2 separate regions of the Mus musculus genome follow, and region 1 is linked to region 2. Evidence: chromatin loops called from intact Hi-C (ENCODE). Cell type or tissue: gastrocnemius. All regions are shown on one strand.

Region 1 (8,000 bases), 59 kb before region 2:
TGACAAGCTGAAGTCAGTCAGTCTCTAGGCCCCATATCATGGAAAGAGAGCACCAACTCCTTGACCTCTGACCTCCATACACACACATTGTGAAATATGAGCACACACACACACACTAAATAAATAATAAAGACTAAGAGACGAGCTAATGCGTTTGTGTGCTCCTGGCAAAACTAGTGATCAATGTGGAGTCTGGTAACCCTGAATTTAGTGCCCTTAGGCTATGCTAGCATAGGTAAGGGCTCTCTATTAATGATAGCCATTGCAAGTTTCCATATGCCACATTCAGGAAGGGCTAACAGCAGTACAGAAGTACAGTCGAATCTGAACAAGTTGCTTGGGTTTGAGTTGTAAGCAGAGTTCAATTCTTTTTTCCCTCCACACCACTAACTAGTTCTCACAGCATAGGCACTCCATTAAGCAGGAGGCGGGATGTCAAACCTCTGCTCTTTAATCTTTGAATACCCCAGTATCAGGAATCAGAATTCCCACCCAACTACAGAGTCTCTTCCTGTCCTTTCTGATTCCTGACTCATTTCATTTATTTTGACAGGCTCTCATACTATAGCCCAGGCTGCCTAGCCTGGAGCACATGGCAATCCTCCTGCCTGAGTGCTGAGCCAGAGCTCAGATTCATTCTTTTAGTATTTCAGCTAAATACACTCTTGCATCTGTCTTTAAAACACCTCCCAAAAACTGGAAAAGTACGCCGCTATGTAGCATTTAAAAACAAACAAACAAACAAACAAACAAAAACTTGCCAGGCATGGTGGCGCACGCCTTTAATCCCAGCACTCGGGAGGCAAAGGCAGGCGGATTTCTGAGTTCGAGGCCAGCCTGGTCTACAGAGTGAGTTCCAGGATAGCCAGGGCTATACAGAGAAACCCTGTCTCGAACCCCCCCCCCCCAAAAAAAAAAAAACTTAATTGGGATACTGAACTGCCTTGTCCAATCTGTCCCAGATGTTTCTCGCTTAATAATACTTGCCTTGCTGGATTGGACAAAATAAGGAGCTTTAGTTAAATACAGGTATATATGGCGGTAAATGCACACAAACGCATTAGCTCATCTCTTAGTCAACCTTGAGGTTGGTAGAAACAGGGTATTTCACATCATGTTGGCCTTTATTATTTATTTAGCGCGTGTGTGTGTGTGTGTGTGTGTGTGTGTGTGTGTGTATGTGTGTGTGTGTTGGCCTTTATTATTTATTTAGCGTGTGTGTGTGTGTGTGTGTGTGCGTGTGCGTGTGCGTGTGCGTGTGTGCTCAGTGGCTGGTTGGCGGGTTCCACAGGTCTAAATCCTTAATTAAGGAAAATATGTAACCTCAGGACCTGGAATTTAGTTCCAGGCGGCGCACGGGAGCGAGAGGCGCGGGTTGGGCCTCAACGCGCTCCGTAGCGCCCGCCTCCAGGGGCGGGGTTTAAATCGATCCCGCCCCCTCCCGCTCCACGCCGCGGTTGCGAACCACCGTCCCAGAGCTCCTCTGCTGAGCTTGGGCGGCCGCGGAGATGAAGCCGGAGCCGCGGACGCTGCCGCCGTCCCCCAACTGGTACTGCTCACGCTGCAGCGACGCGGCGCCCGGAGGCATCTTTGGCTTCGCTGCGCGGACCTCCGTCTTCCTCGTCCGCGTGGGTCCGGGTGCGGGCGCGAGCCCAGGGGCGCCCCCGTTTCGAGGTGAGCCCCTCACGGGTCGGCGCAGTCCTTCCTGCCGTCCTCTTGGGGGAGTTCTGTAAGTCGCCGGGTCCGGCGGCGCGCGCACGTGGCCTCTCTCGCTTGGAGGGACTGACCCAGCCTAGACCCGGCGTTTAGGGTGCTCCTGGCCTTCCTGCTTGGCCAAGGCCCTGCCGGCCCCTAGTACGCCCCCTGGGGTGGGGGCTGTTCTCCCTTCTCTGATCCCGCTGGGCAATTACTTGACGGTGATGTCTGTAAGATGAGTGGTGATGACACCCAGCGTTTCTGTCTTTCGTCTGTGGATGTTTCTGTTCCATGTGTGTTAAGTGACTTCTGTTTATCTGCTTGTTGTTTGTCCAGCAACATGCAGGCTAACTGTCTGGATAGTGCTTTAGTTAACCAAGTCTGGTTTTGCTTGCAGTGGTAGGAGAGTTGGTGGGACACACTGAAAGAGTATCTGGTTTCACTTTTTCTCATCACCCTGGACAATACAACCTCTGTGCCACCAGCTCAGACGATGGAACTGTGAAGGTTTGGGATGTAGAGACCAAGACTGTAGTGACAGAACACACACTCCATCAGGTAATTGTGCATCCTGAGGCCTCAGATTGTTTTAATAGATCTCATGCATATGGAGGAATGCTACTCATTTTTGTTGGCTACTTAGATATGTTGGAAAGTCTCTCAAATAACTTTTTTTTAAAGATGCATGTTTTGTTTAGAAAGTAGAGTTTCTGGTAGCAGCTGTAACTTGGCTAGGTAGAGTGCCTGGCTAGCACACTCAAAGCCCTGGGCTCAGTCCCCAGAACTGCATAAATGAACATGGTGGTGCACACCTGTAATCATAGCACTTGGGAAGTGGAGGCAAAAAGATAGATAGTCATTCTCTTTTTTATATATATATATGTATATATATAGAGAGAGAGAGAAGGGGGGGGGTGTCAGTTTTTCCAATGTATGCCTGCACACCAAAGGGGGACATTCAGATCCCGTTATAGACCGTTTAAAACTACCGTGAGAGCTCTGGGAATCAAACCTGGGACCTCTTGATAAGTAGCCACTGAGCTATTCTCCAGCCCCTAGTCACTAACTCTTTTTTTTTTTTTTTTTTTTTTTTTTTTCCGAGACAGGGTTTCTCTGTGTAGCCCTGGCTGTCCTGGAACTCACTCTGTAGACCAGGCTGGCCTTGAACTCAGAAATCCGCCTGCCTCTGCCTCCCAAGTGCTGGGATTAAAGGCGTGTGCCACCACGCCCGGCTTAGTCACTAACTCTTATCTGTAGCTGCTTTGATGATATAACAATAGAATTGAGGAACAGCCACTGAGAGCATGGCCTACAAAGTCTAACAGAGCCAATAGGTCCATATAAAATATATACCCGGACTGATAACTGATGAGAAGGCTTTCCAGGTTCAAGGGCCTGTCCTGGAAGCCTGATGACCTGAGTTTTGATACTTTGTTTTATTTTGTTTTCTTTACTTGAATTGTGTATGTGTATTTCGCCTATAGGCCTGGTGTCTATGGTGGTAAGAAGTACATGAAAACTGAAGTTTCTGGTGATTGTTGGTCACCATGTGGGTGCTAGGAACCAAAGCTCTGCAAAAGCAGCAAGTGTTGTTAACCACTGAGCGGTCTCTCCAGCCCCTTGAGCAGTTTAATCTCCATGAAAGTAAGAGAGAACTGGCTCCACAGAGTCTTCTGCCTTCCACATGCTCGGCTGTGGCACATGCTCTCCCCAACACAATAAATAGAAAATATAGGGGCTGGAGAGATGGTTCATCCATTAAGAGTGCCTCCTACTGTCCCAGAGAACCCAAGTCGGGTTCCCATCACCCTTGTGGGTTGGCTCATAACCAGCTCCAGGGAATCCGTTCACCTCTTCTGGCCTGCATAGACACACATGTGGCTTTGCACACATGAGTAAAAAGTGTGTCTGTGCACGTCCATGTCAGTATCCCCAGGCATGGTGGTGCATGGCTGCAATTCTAGAATTCTTGTACTCAGGAGACAGGCAGAAGGATTGCCTTGAGTTCCAGGCCAAAATTACAAAGTAAGACGGTCTCAAAACCACACAAAAAGTTTTAACTTTAGACTTACTATATTGCTATACAGGTAGTTATAGCATATTTCTTAAGTACCTGTAATGTGGGTAGCATTAGGCTGGTTTACAGCCCAACACTCACAAATGAGACTCATCTGGCTTTGCTTTGTTTGAAGCATACAATATCAGCACTGCATTGGTCTCCGACAGTTAAGGACTTAATAGTCTCTGGGGATGAAAAAGGAGTCGTTTTCTGTTACTGGCTTAACAGAAATGACAGCCAGCACCTCTTCACAGAGCCCAGGACCATATTCTGTCTGACGTGTTCACCTCATCACGAAAATCTAGTAGCCATTGGGTGAGTACCGAGTACTGTGCTGTCTGCTGGTGGTTTGGCTTAGTTTATGATCCTGCTTTTCTTTCCTCTTGCCTGTGTGCCTCAGTCCTCAGAGGACGACAGCAGCCCAGGGTGTCATATGATCCTGTGAGCTCCAGTTCCAGACTTTGCTCTGCTCCCCATATTTCTATGATGCTGTGTTTTCTATGATACTGAATTTTCAAGCCACCCTTCAAAAGTTAGAAGTGCCTTCTTTCGCTCTTGGCTGACTTAGACTATCCTTGGATGTGGTGTTAACTGTAGAGTGCCAGGTGACTCTGCTTTATGTACCTCACAAATAGGACAAAGAAGGCCAGCTTCATGATACCCTTTATGAAGCCTTTGGATGTACAGGATCGTTTGGGTCTGACTCGGGAACATTTATGAAGAAAGGCTAGGGATGCTAGATTATAACGCAGAAACATTGGCTTCCACTAGGAAGTCAAAGCAGAAACTTGGTAGGAGTAGGTATAAGCTATTTTTCCTAAGCTAAGTATAAAATACTTTAAGGTTTTTTGGTTGGTTGTCTTTTTACCATGTATAGTTATTTTGCTTGCATATGTGTTTTGTGTACCATGTGTTTGCAGTGCCCTAGGAGACCTGAAGAGGGCACCAGATCCTCAGGGACTGGAATGACAGATGGTTGTGAGCCACCTTGTGAATACTGGGACTTTGGTTCCTCTAGAAGAGCAGCTGGTGCTCTTAAGGGCTGAACTGTCTCTCTAGCTCCCAATAGATACTTTTAAACGTGTTCAAAATAATTCACTTTTTAAAAAGCTATTAGAGTCTATGGGTTTCTGCTGAATTCATAGATTGACACTTAGGTACAGTTTAACGGTTCCTGTTAAGTTTGTAGTTGGAAAGCAGTATCATTTGTGGAGCTAAGGATGTGGCTCCTCTGGCAGAGGGCTTCTCTAGCACATACAAAGGCCTGTGCTCAGTCCCAGGTACTGTATAAAGCAAATATGTTGGCTCATGCTGTGATCTCAGCCCTTGGAAGGTGAATGAAGTTCATGATCACCCTCGGTGCATAGTAGGTGTGCAGCCAGTCTGTGATGTGTAAAGCTGTCACAAACAAAGTTTATCAGTTAACTGTTTTCATTGCTAAAATCTTTTCCCTTTTCAGGGCAGCAGCAATGCAGACAAGCTGTAAACTTAGTGGGTACTGGGAGGAGTGGGTAGAGAAGAGGAGGAAAGCCTTGTCTTTTGAGTTAGGGTCTGCCTTGGAAGTCTGTAAACAGCTGTAAAAAGAGGTGGGGCGTGGTGGAAAGGGAGTCTCCAGAGAAAGAGTAGTCTAGAGTCTCAGGGTAAGCATATGTGGGATTTGAACCGGTATCTAAGCAGGCAGAAAAGAAGAAAAAAGAAAGTTCTATGATACTGTGCTGCTTGGGTTAGAACTCAGACAGGTGAGAGGCTTGGCAGTGTCGATCTGCAGGCTCCTGAAATGTTTCTAACTTATTTTTCAGCTACAAAGATGGCATAGTGGTTATCATTGACATCAGTAAAAAGGGAGAAGTTATTCACAGACTTCGAGGCCACGATGACGAGATCCACTCCATAGCCTGGTGTCCTCTGTCTGGTGAAGACTGCTTATCCATCAGCCAAGAGGAAAACTCGGGTAAGATGATGGAAGGAGAGCTCTGCTCTCTCCAGCCCTAAAGAACTAAGTGTTGAGTTGCAGCTTCTGAATTATGCTTAGACCCTGAGCCTCGCAGAGCAAACTAGGAAATGGGGAGGAGCTGACTTTGCTGAGTTACTCTGTAACCACAGTGCATGTCCAGTGTAAATTAAAAATAAGCAGTTACTAGCTGCTCTTCCCGGGTCCTGAGTTCAATTCCCAGCAACCACGTGGTGGTTCACACCCATCTGTTACGGGTCTGATTCCCTCTTCTAGTGTGCATGAAGACAGAGCATTTATATATATATATCTTTAAAAAATAAAATCTCTGTCTCTTTCCTAGAAGAACCTGACATTCCCAATGGGAAGCTTATAGCAGAAACCCCCATCACAAAAGGCTGCTACTTAGCCACAGGAAGCAAAGATCAGACCATTCGAATCTGGAGCTGTTCCCGCGGCCGGGGTAAGGTTGATGCCTAGGGGTTATCCTGCTTTCTTTTCTGTTGCTATGGTAACACAACTACCCACCTTGGAGGGACTAAGTGATTGCAGCTTACTTAGTTCTAGGTTCTGGTCCATCATTTTATTACTTTTTTTTTTTTTTAAGAATTGATTTGCTTTTTTGTATATAGATGTTTTTGCATAGACATATGTCTGTGTGCTGTGTGTGTGTGTGTTCAGGGAGGCCAGAAAAAGGCACTGGCTTCTGTAGGAACTGGAGTTATAAACTGTTCTTGGTCACCATGTGGGTGCTAGAGAGCAACAAGTCCTCCTAACTGGCGAGCTATTCTCTTCCACTGCTCTGCAACCCATTCTTCAGAGGAGTCAGAATGAGTCGGGCTGTCTCCTCTGCAGTGAGGAGCAGAGAGGAGAGGATTGCTGCCCACCTCTGCTCAGCTTTCTCTACACTTAGCAGCTCAGGACCTAACCCCCCAAATGAACAGCACCACCCATCTGCAGACTGTGCTCCAGCTCCTTTCTGCTGCTCTGATAAAACACAGACCAAAAGAAACTAGGGGGGGGGGTTGTTTCAGCTTCTAAATTAGAGTCTGTCACTAAGGGAAGTCAAGGTGGGACCTTGATGTAGAAACTGTCCAATGGAGGAATGTCATGTGCTGGCTCAGCTGGCTTTTTTGGATAGCCTGGACTGCCTACACAAGAAATGATACATCCCATAGTGGGCTGGACCCTCTTTACAAATTGACAGTCACCCACAGTCATACTCAGAGGCCAAACTAATCTAGATAATCCCTCACTGAGATTGTCTTTCCAAGTTTCCTGTTTTGTCACAGTGTCTCTTCAGTGGCAAATTCTGTACTGTTGCAGTAGAATTATCTATTTGTTTTGTTTCATCTCATTCTAAGAATATCATCTAGCTAAAATCTTGCTTACCAGAAAGTTGCTGTCCCTTATAACCTGTTTAGACCTCTCTGTTCTGGACACCTGGCCTTTGTGTCTGTTTTCTAGTGCCTTCTAGAAGGCAAGAACCCCGGCTTTGCTGAAAGAGTCTTGCCTGGCATGCAGAGTAAGGCTGTCCTAGATCTTGCTATGTATACCAAGCTGGCCTCAAACTCACAGAGATCACCTGAGAGCAAGATCTTTACTATAAGAATGCGAATAATGGGCTTTCCTTGAGTGTTAAGAATGGAAAAACAGTGACACAGACTCAGTGTGCATACTGAGCCCATGAACAAGCTGGCTATGTTACATTGTCTTCAAATTTTAGTTAGCGCTGTGACGGCACACATCACCTTTATGTGAGTCCTGGGGATCAGACTCATCTGTGTGGCAAGCACCTTGTCCAGAGCCATCTCGCCAGGCCCATCACTTGCTTCAAATTAGGCTAAACATCCCTCTTCCCCCCAAGACACCTGCCTGAGAATCCGTGAACACAATAGCTGTCCACAGTAGCCTTATGTTCTCCTTGTACAGCAGACCTGCTGGAGAGTACTGAGGGTACTGAGAGTACTGAGGGTACTGAGAGTACTAAGGGTACTGAGAGTACTGAGGGTACTGAGAGTACTGAGGGTACTGAGGGTTTTCTGTACTCCACTTGGAATCTCCCGAATCACATCTCTGAACTTGGACCCTGGCGTGTATGTGTTGCTCTGTTTTGTTTGAGACAGGGTTTCTCTGTGAAGTCTTGGCTGTCCTGGAACTTGTTTGGTAGATCAGATGTGCCTGAATCTGCCTTCTGAGTACTGGGATTAAAGGTGTGCTCCACCATACCCTACTGGCATGTATGTTTTTAAAGCTGTGCTTGTGGTTCTGATGGGCAGTACAGATGATTGGGTC
Region 2 (8,000 bases):
AAATACAAATACAGCCAAGTAGATGGGGTGGCTCACAGGGGCTTCGCTCCATCCCATCAGCTTCTTGGTGTGACGTATACTTGAAAGAGAAGCCCGGCTCATGGCCTGCTGTTCAGAGCTCCCACCTTGGTCTAATGTTTTTATAAAGGACAAATGCAGCCTTCCTCTTTCCTGAGTGACTATTTCACTGCCGTGTGTACATAAAACCCTTTTATACCCTTGTAAAGCTCAGACTGGCCTATACTCATTGATCTTGAACTCCTGACCCCACACCCTCACCCCCAGTGTTTGGGATGACAGGATCTTAACCTGCTGGGAGAGCTTGTAAGGCTAGTGCCTCTTATGGACAGAGGAGTGAAAGCAGGGTTTGAATACAGACAGTGGCAAGCTCCAAGCCTGGAGTAAAACAGAGCACCTGCGTGCTCAGGGGCTGGCCTAAGAAGAGTGCCACCTAACCCGCCATTGGGCAGGAAAATAAGCCACACAGTACCAGTCCTTCCCACTTTACCCAGAGACACCAGATCTGCAATGTGACATCTCCTGCCTTTTTTGTGCTAGCAATAAAATGTTTGAATATTTTGAAAACATAGGCTGGGCATGTTGGTACATGCCTATCTTCCTAGCACTTGGGAGATAGAGGCAGGAGGATCAGAAAGTCAAGTCGTCCTCTTGAAATATGCCTGTTACATGAAACCCTGTCTCCAAATTTTAAAAAATTAATAAGTACCACATGCTCAAATTCCCATGTGTGAGGAGATATACCCAAAGGGGCTGAGGTAGGTCAGACACTAGAGCACTTCCCAGCACCACACATACTGGGCACAATGGGGCAACCATAGCTCAGCACCAAGAAGGCAGAAGCAGGAGGATAAGCACAAGGCCTGCCTGGACTACCCAGCAAGTGCTGGGCTAGCCAGGGCTTACATATCCAGATCCTATCTAAATAAACAAAAATAAAAATATAAAAGACTTTCCATCAGAGGAACACATTACAAAAACTTGTGTCAGAAGCTATGCCCTCCTCAGAGACACTAGCTGCCTTGATTCACAAAAGCAATTAGGTTTCCATCAGTCTAACCTTCCCTGGCTTTGGTGGGGAGGGCCTACTCACCATAGCGATATAGCTGTAGCTGAGGACAATCTCACGGATCTTCCGCATCTCTTCCTCAAGATTGCTGGCCCACACCTCACAGATGACCTGACTGTTTTCTACAAGTGCCGCAGGCATCCTGAAGGCACCTGAGGAGCCACCGTGAGCCAACTATGTAAAAAAACAAACAAGCCTCCTTCTGTTTGATTTAATTGTCCACACTGGATCCAATCTAGATATAAAGACAGTTTGAAATCACATTAAGTTTACATGGTGGTATAAGATATCTACAAATCAAACACATTAAAATTGTATTTTAGTCAGATACGTGACCCAGACACATGATCCTAACACTCAGGAGGCCAAGGTAGAAGGAGGGAGACCAGCGTGGACTGCATACTGAGTCCATTTAAGGTCAACCAGGGCTACCTAGCAAGACCCTATCTGAAAACACACACAAACCAGAGTTTTACCATAACTTCATTAACAGTCAGTGCACTCAGCATCCACTACCTATGGAGTGCTTACACTTGCCTTTGTCAAGTTTGTTCTCTCTTGATACAAACAAAACCCTACCTGTTGACCCGAATCCTTAACATGACATTAAAAATGGCAAGTTACTGGGCTAGAGAGATGGCTCAGTGGTTAAGAGCACCACTGCTCTTCCAGAGGTCCTGAGTTCAATTCCCAGCAACCACATGGTGGCTCACAAACATCTGTAATGGGATCTGATGCCCTCTTCTGATGTGTCTGAAGACAGCAACAGCGTACTCATATACATCAAATAAATAAATAAATCTTTTAAAAAAAAAAAGGCAAGTTACGCTGGACAGGGGTGGTTTTGATTTTATATATACCATGCGCACGCAGTGCACAATGCACAAAGGCAGGCATCAGATTCTCTGGAACTGTACTTAGAGATGGCTGTAACTACCATATGGTGCTAGGAACCAAACCTAAGTTTTCTGCAAGAGCAGAAACCGGTCCTGACTGCTGAGCCATCTCTGCAGCCCTGTGATGTCTACTTTTTTACTCATAATAAATAAGTTAGGCAGTAAAGTTCACAATAAGAACAGAGGGTGATAGGGCTGAAGAAATGACTCAGCGGTTAAAAGCACTGGTGCTCTAATAAAGGATCCAGGGTCAGTTCCTAGTACCCAGATGGTGGCTTACATCCAACCATGATTCTAGTTCCAGGGGTCTGATGCCCTCTTCTGGCCTCAACAAGCACCAAACAGACACATGGTACACAGCCGTTCTGCAGGCAAAATATTTATACACATAAAGTAAAATAATTAAAAAAGAGGAGGCCAGTAAAAGTAATTCAAACGGGAGCAGAATGGCCGGCGGTGTACAGCACAGGAAGTACTGGGCCGGGTCAAATTCAACACCACCGGAACACTTGTCACTACAGCAAACCAACGCAAAAGGCTCAGTTATTAACAGAACAGAAAAGGCATAGACAGAGCTCATGCTTACAGCCTCAGGCTTGATCCTTGACTCCAAAACACACACAGACACACAGACACAACTAAACACAAGCTAGAGGCCAGTGTAGCAATCTAGAGAGACCCTGGGAGGAGGGATGCATAATGACGTAAGAGCTTCCTCATAAGGCAAACCCCCCACTGTATGGCTCCTGAACACAGTCAGTATGTAGCAGTGAGCTCCAGTGCACAGGGGCAAACACTTGCAGCAACAGTAAATGAACATGAGGGGTTTCCTAAGACCAGCGCATGGGAAATAAATCCTTGTTTCCCAGCTTTGGAACTGACATACAGTAGAGACTCCAGAAGACAATGAGGATCACTCTCAATGCTGTCTACTTCTCCTTAAGAGACCATTCATTCACTCAAGGCAGGCTACTCTTCAGATGCTCCCCTGAAACTGAAAGCTGTGTGGTGGCTCTCAACATACACACACCTGTGGAGCTACCACACAACCCATTTCTTCCCCTGTTTTTCTTTCATGAATAAAGGCTTGCAAGTGAACTAATAGAGAACAGGGAAGAAGCTGGTTCACAATGAATGCGCAGTAAATTCAGCTTCCTGACAACTGAGAAAATGTTTGTCAAGAGTTCTCCAGGCTGTCCTCGGAACTTGTAAAACTGCCCTTCTCTGCCCCCAAGCACTGCACCCATCAACACCAGCTGCTTCACCTAGCTCTTGAGGTCACCTCCCATGTCCAGTTACTGAAACAGAGACATAATCTTGCTTCCCTAAGCAAGTCATAAACTACATAGCAGGTAAGTGGACGCCATTCCTGGACTTCCAAAAGATGTTTCCATTAAAACAAAAAGGGACACAGGCATAAAGAAACAAACTGCCTAAAGCTTTTTAAGAGAGAGTTTGTTTCAGGAAGCCAACCACTTTCAAAGCTACTGTTACATTATCAGGTAAAGTGGAGCCACATAGGAGCAGACACTGGCAAAGACACAGGAGCCATTCTTACAGCAAACTTTTCCCTAGCCAATCTGTGGGTATATGATTGGCAGATTCCAGAATGGAAAAGGCAGTTCTTCTCCAATGAAGAGATACTAAGAGAGTGATGGCTTATGCCTCCAGTGGCCATCCTGTGCTAAGACTTAAAAAGTCCCAGATTGGACTGGGGAAATGGCTCAGCAGTTTAAGAGCACTGACGGCCCTTCCAGAGGTCCTGAGTTTAAATCCCAGCAACCACATGGTGGCTCACAACCATCCGTAACAAGATCTGACTCTCTTTTCTGGAGTATCTGAAGAAAGCTCCCGTGTACTTGAAAGAAAGAAAGAAAGAAAGAAAGAAAGAAAGAAAGAAAGAAAGAAAGAAAGAAAGAAAGGAAGGAAGGAAGGAAGGAAGGAAGGAAGGAAGGAAGGAAGGAAGGAAGGAAGGAAGGAAGGAAGGAAGGAAGGAAGGAAGGAAGGAAGGAAGGAAGGAAGGAAAGGAAGGAAGGAAGGAAGGAAGGAAGGAAAGAAAGGAAAGAAAGGAAAGAAAGGAAAGAAAGGAAAGAAAGGAAAGAAAGGAAAGAAAGGAAAGAAAAAGGAAAGGAAGGAAGGAAGGAAGGAAGGAAAGAAAGAAAGAAAGAAAGAAAGAAAGAAAGAAAGAAAGAAAGAAAGAAAGAAAGAAAGAAGGAAGAAAGAAAGGAAGGAAGAAAGAAAAAAAGAAAGGAAGAAAGAGCGAGCCATCAAGCGAGCCGGGAGGTGGTGGCACACGCCTTTAATCCCAGCACTCAGGAGGCAGAGGCGGGCAGATTTCTGAGTTCAAGGCCAGCCTGGTCTACAGAGTGAGTTCCAGGACAGCCAGGGCCATTCAGAGAAACCCTGTCTCAAAAACAAACAAAAAACAAAAAAAAAAGAAGAAGAAGAAGAAAGATTGTTCCAGATCAGCCTCGGCTTTGGACTCTATCATCAGGCAGATCCACAAGGAATCCTTCCCAGGCATATGAGAGAGACCATATAATGCACATTTAACTGAGCAAAGGAACTTCCTGGGCATGCTGGCCACAGGGAAGAGAGAACACAGCAATTCAACACAGACTAACGCCCTCCCTCCACTTTCCACCCAAGAAGCTCAGGCTCCAAGATACCTTCTCTTCATCACCCTCTCGTTCCCATACCTCAGAATTCTGTTTTCAAGTACAGTTATTTGTGTAACAACAGCCCCTGGGGTAACCTCATTACTGAGGTTTCAACCAGAAGAACAATAATGAATTTCACAACTCAAAGAAAAAACTGACATCCTGACTTATATATACTGAGAAGTAAGATAGCAGTCCCACACTCGGGAGGCTGAGAAAGGAGAATCCCCAGGAACTTGAGGCCAGTCTGGGCTACAATCAGAGAAGACCCTGCTTTTATTTCATTGTTCCATTTTGTCCTTTGAGACAGGGTTGGAGAGATGGCTCAGTGATTAAGACTGTTCTTCCAGGCGACCTGGGTTCAAATCCCAGTACACACATGGCAGCTCACAACTGTCTTTTTTTTTTTTTTTCCTTTTTTTCTTTTTTTTTTTCTGAGACAGGGTTTCTCTGTGTAGCCCTGGCTGTCCTGGAACTCACTCTGTAGACCAGGCTGGCCTCGAACTCAGAAACCCGCCTGCCTCTGCCTCCTGAGTGCTGGGATTAAAGGTGTGCGCCCTTGAGACAGGTTTTTCTATGTAGCCCAGGCTGTGCACACCAAACTGGCCTTGGACTCAGAGATCTAACTGCTTCAACCTCCAAGTGCTGGGATTAGAGGCGTGCAGCACCATCGCCAGCTGAGACCCTGTTTTTAGAAGGAAAGAAAGCAAACTAAACTGACCAGGGAGGCAGCTTGGAGGTATGCAACCAGTACTTGCTGCCAAGCTGAGAACAACTTAAGTTTTGAGCCCCAGACTCACTTGATAGAAGAAAAGAACATAAACCCCAAATATGACTTCCACATGGACAACTTGGCACTTGTGTACACACAATAAATAATAACAATAACAATAATAATAGCTTAAAGAAGAATGGGGCTGGAGTGATGGCTTAGCAGTTGAGAGCACTTGCTGCTCTTCCAGAAGACCAGAGTTTGGTTTCCAGCACCCATGTGAATTGGCTCACAAATGCCTGTAACTCCAGCCCCTGAGAATGTTGACGCCTTTTCGGCCTATTTTTTCCACCAACACACTCGTGATATTAATTATAAATTCATACATTAATAAACATTAAACCCTAAAAAAATTATCCTTCAAAATTCTTCAGGAAGGTTCGGAGGTTGAGGCTGCGTTCTCCCTTAAAGATTTATTTTTATGAGTGTGAGGGGGAGAGGGTTGAGTGTATCAACAGCTGTGCGATCTCTCCCTTAAAGGAAAATTTTGATCCCATGCAATGTTTGCCTCACAGGCTGGCTTTAAAACTCGATCCCCAAACCAAGCTACATTTGAAACTACAAAGGGAAAGAAAGGGGTTCTCACACACACACACACACACACACACACACTGCCCTGTGTTCTCACACACACAGACACAAAAACACTGACACACACACACACACACCCTAGGCTGCCAAGCAATCTGTTGTGACCGCTCCTGATTATCCAAACTTGGGAGCAGGGTGTCTGTGCACCCAGGTGGGCTCTGAAGAGCGAGGAGTGCGAACGCACGAAACCACGCTCTCCCTGCTAGCCGTGCAGAACTCAGTTCCACTGAGTGTCTCCTGCTCGTCGTCGGCTTTTGTTTGCGCCAGAGCGTCTGGGAGACAATCAGCTTCACTTCCCTGTTCCAGAAGACTAAACAAAAGGCTTTAGCAGTGCAAGACGGGCGCAGGAGGAAGCAGCGGCCCGTTAGAAGAAATGGCAACAGGTCCCCTCTGGAGCGTTCCAGGCCACAGCCCTGGACTTAGACGGCACCCCATCCAGCTTGCTGGCTCCGCGACGGCGGCCCTGCCACGCAAAGCTGCAGCACCCCAAGAGCCAAGCAGAGCGGCCTCTTGCCTCCCCCACCATTCCTTAGGCCTCCAGGCTGGACTCCGGGGACCGAGAGCCCCGTAGCCTCTGTGCCTCAGTGTTCCCGTGTGTAGGATGGGTCGCCACGGAGGCACTTCCGCCTCCTGCTCCTACCGTAAGCAACCTAACCTGCTTACCCTGGCTGGCGGCCCCGCCGAGTGCGGGCGGCAGCGGCCCTTGACCCCGAGCTCTCCTCCCTCTTGCCCCGGATCCGCTCCAGAAACCCAGCTCGACAGGGAGACGTGAGTCCTGGCGCCCAGAGCGGCCGACGATGGGCACCAAACCAAGAGGTTGCACCACTCTACCCGTCCGCCCTCCCGACTCGCCTACTCTCCGCGTCACTCCAGGCGTGCGCGGTCCCGCCGGTCTCGGCTCCGTCCCCCCGTGCGCGCTCAGATACCTACGCCCCGCCTCCCTGCGCAGGCGCAGAGCGAGAAAGTTGGGTTTGGCGGAGGGCGCGTGCGTAAAACGAGGTTTGCCCTGAGGCCTCAAACGGCGTCTAGCAGTGTAAACTTGGTCCCCGCCTAGGTTCTGGAGTATCATGAGTCGCGCCTCGGGAAAGGACGGGATCTAGAACTGGCCCCACTTCCTAACATCAGAGCATATTACGACTGTTGGTTGTAGGTGATGATGCAGGGCACATGGGGTGTCCTGACCCTCGATTACTGCAACCTGAACCCCTCATTCACTGACCATCTATTCACAGAACCCCTTCTGGATGACCATTAGGTAGGGGTGGGAGAGCGCCACCAAACCGAGTCATGAATGAGGTCAGCTGAGCACTGCCTCCCAGAACCTGGACGGCCTAAGCAGCGCTGCTCCGGGGCCTGTGCTGTCCGCTGTGTCCCTGGTATCACTGTGGGTCAGTGCAGAGAGAGAGGGGCCAGTCAGGGAGAGTAGGGGGTTCGCTGGTAGCGAGGCCATGCTGGGATGTATCGCCACCTCGTGCTTTCCCACGGGGCAAGAAGACTAAGACCTCCGAAGAGCGCCTCCCCTCCCCTGGTGCTTCCTCTCCTAGGGGCCGTAGGTAAGCATACAGCAGGTGTCCCCCTTCTGACATCCCGTCTCCCAGTCACTTTGCCCTTTTCATTTTAAACTTTTATTCCAGAAGAAATCCCCAAAATAGGACTTACTGACTAAATGAGAGCTAGCCTTTCAAACTGTGAAATCGCACAGCCAGCTTCTGGGGTAACGATGTCAGGGACAGTTTCTGAAGCCCAGCCTTTGTTGTTTCTCTCCAGGATCTGTAAATAGAGACACAAGACTGTGATGAGGATGAAACCCTAGACCAAGCCACAACCGTCACCACAAAGAACCAGGCCTGGGCAGTCAGTAACTGTAGCTGCGGTGGATTCCCTGCAACAATGTTGATGGGACTAGCTGCAGGGCTGGCCTCTTTTGAGGTGTTCGGGTTGTCTAGGCTAGGTAGACACTGCCTTCCCTCAGTCTGTTCAGTGCATGTCCTTGC

Evidence for each region. A loop is a pair of places that touch in the nucleus more often than their neighbours do. Peaks named below come from ENCODE experiments on the same cell type or tissue, not always from the same donor. Only the 100,000 strongest peaks of a DNase experiment are listed, where the experiment ranks them.
Region 1: a loop joins it to region 2, with 2.5 times the contacts of the local background. A loop is called at or near these places in 8 of 42 quality-filtered maps.

Annotation. Positions count from the first base shown.
Region 1 is chr11:58,161,962-58,169,961 of GRCm38, reverse strand. Gemin5 (gem nuclear organelle associated protein 5) reads left to right here and starts at 1,423. Exons shown (of 28, transcript NM_172558.3): 1 at 1,423-1,674; 2 at 2,093-2,253; 3 at 3,888-4,069; 4 at 5,554-5,705; 5 at 6,049-6,168. The coding sequence starts at 1,509. In gastrocnemius, CTCF peaks have their summits at 1,412 and 4,692 (motif pointing right); DNase peaks (open chromatin) are centred at 1,427 and 1,701; H3K4me3 peaks cover 1,651 bases; H3K27ac peaks cover 1,342 bases.
Region 2 is chr11:58,102,878-58,110,877 of GRCm38, reverse strand. Cnot8 (CCR4-NOT transcription complex, subunit 8) reads right to left here and starts at 6,908. Exons shown (of 7, transcript NM_026949.5): 1 at 6,670-6,908; 2 at 1,112-1,322. The coding sequence starts at 1,228. In gastrocnemius, a CTCF peak has its summit at 3,653; DNase peaks (open chromatin) are centred at 6,874 and 7,370; H3K4me3 peaks cover 2,358 bases; H3K27ac peaks cover 2,291 bases.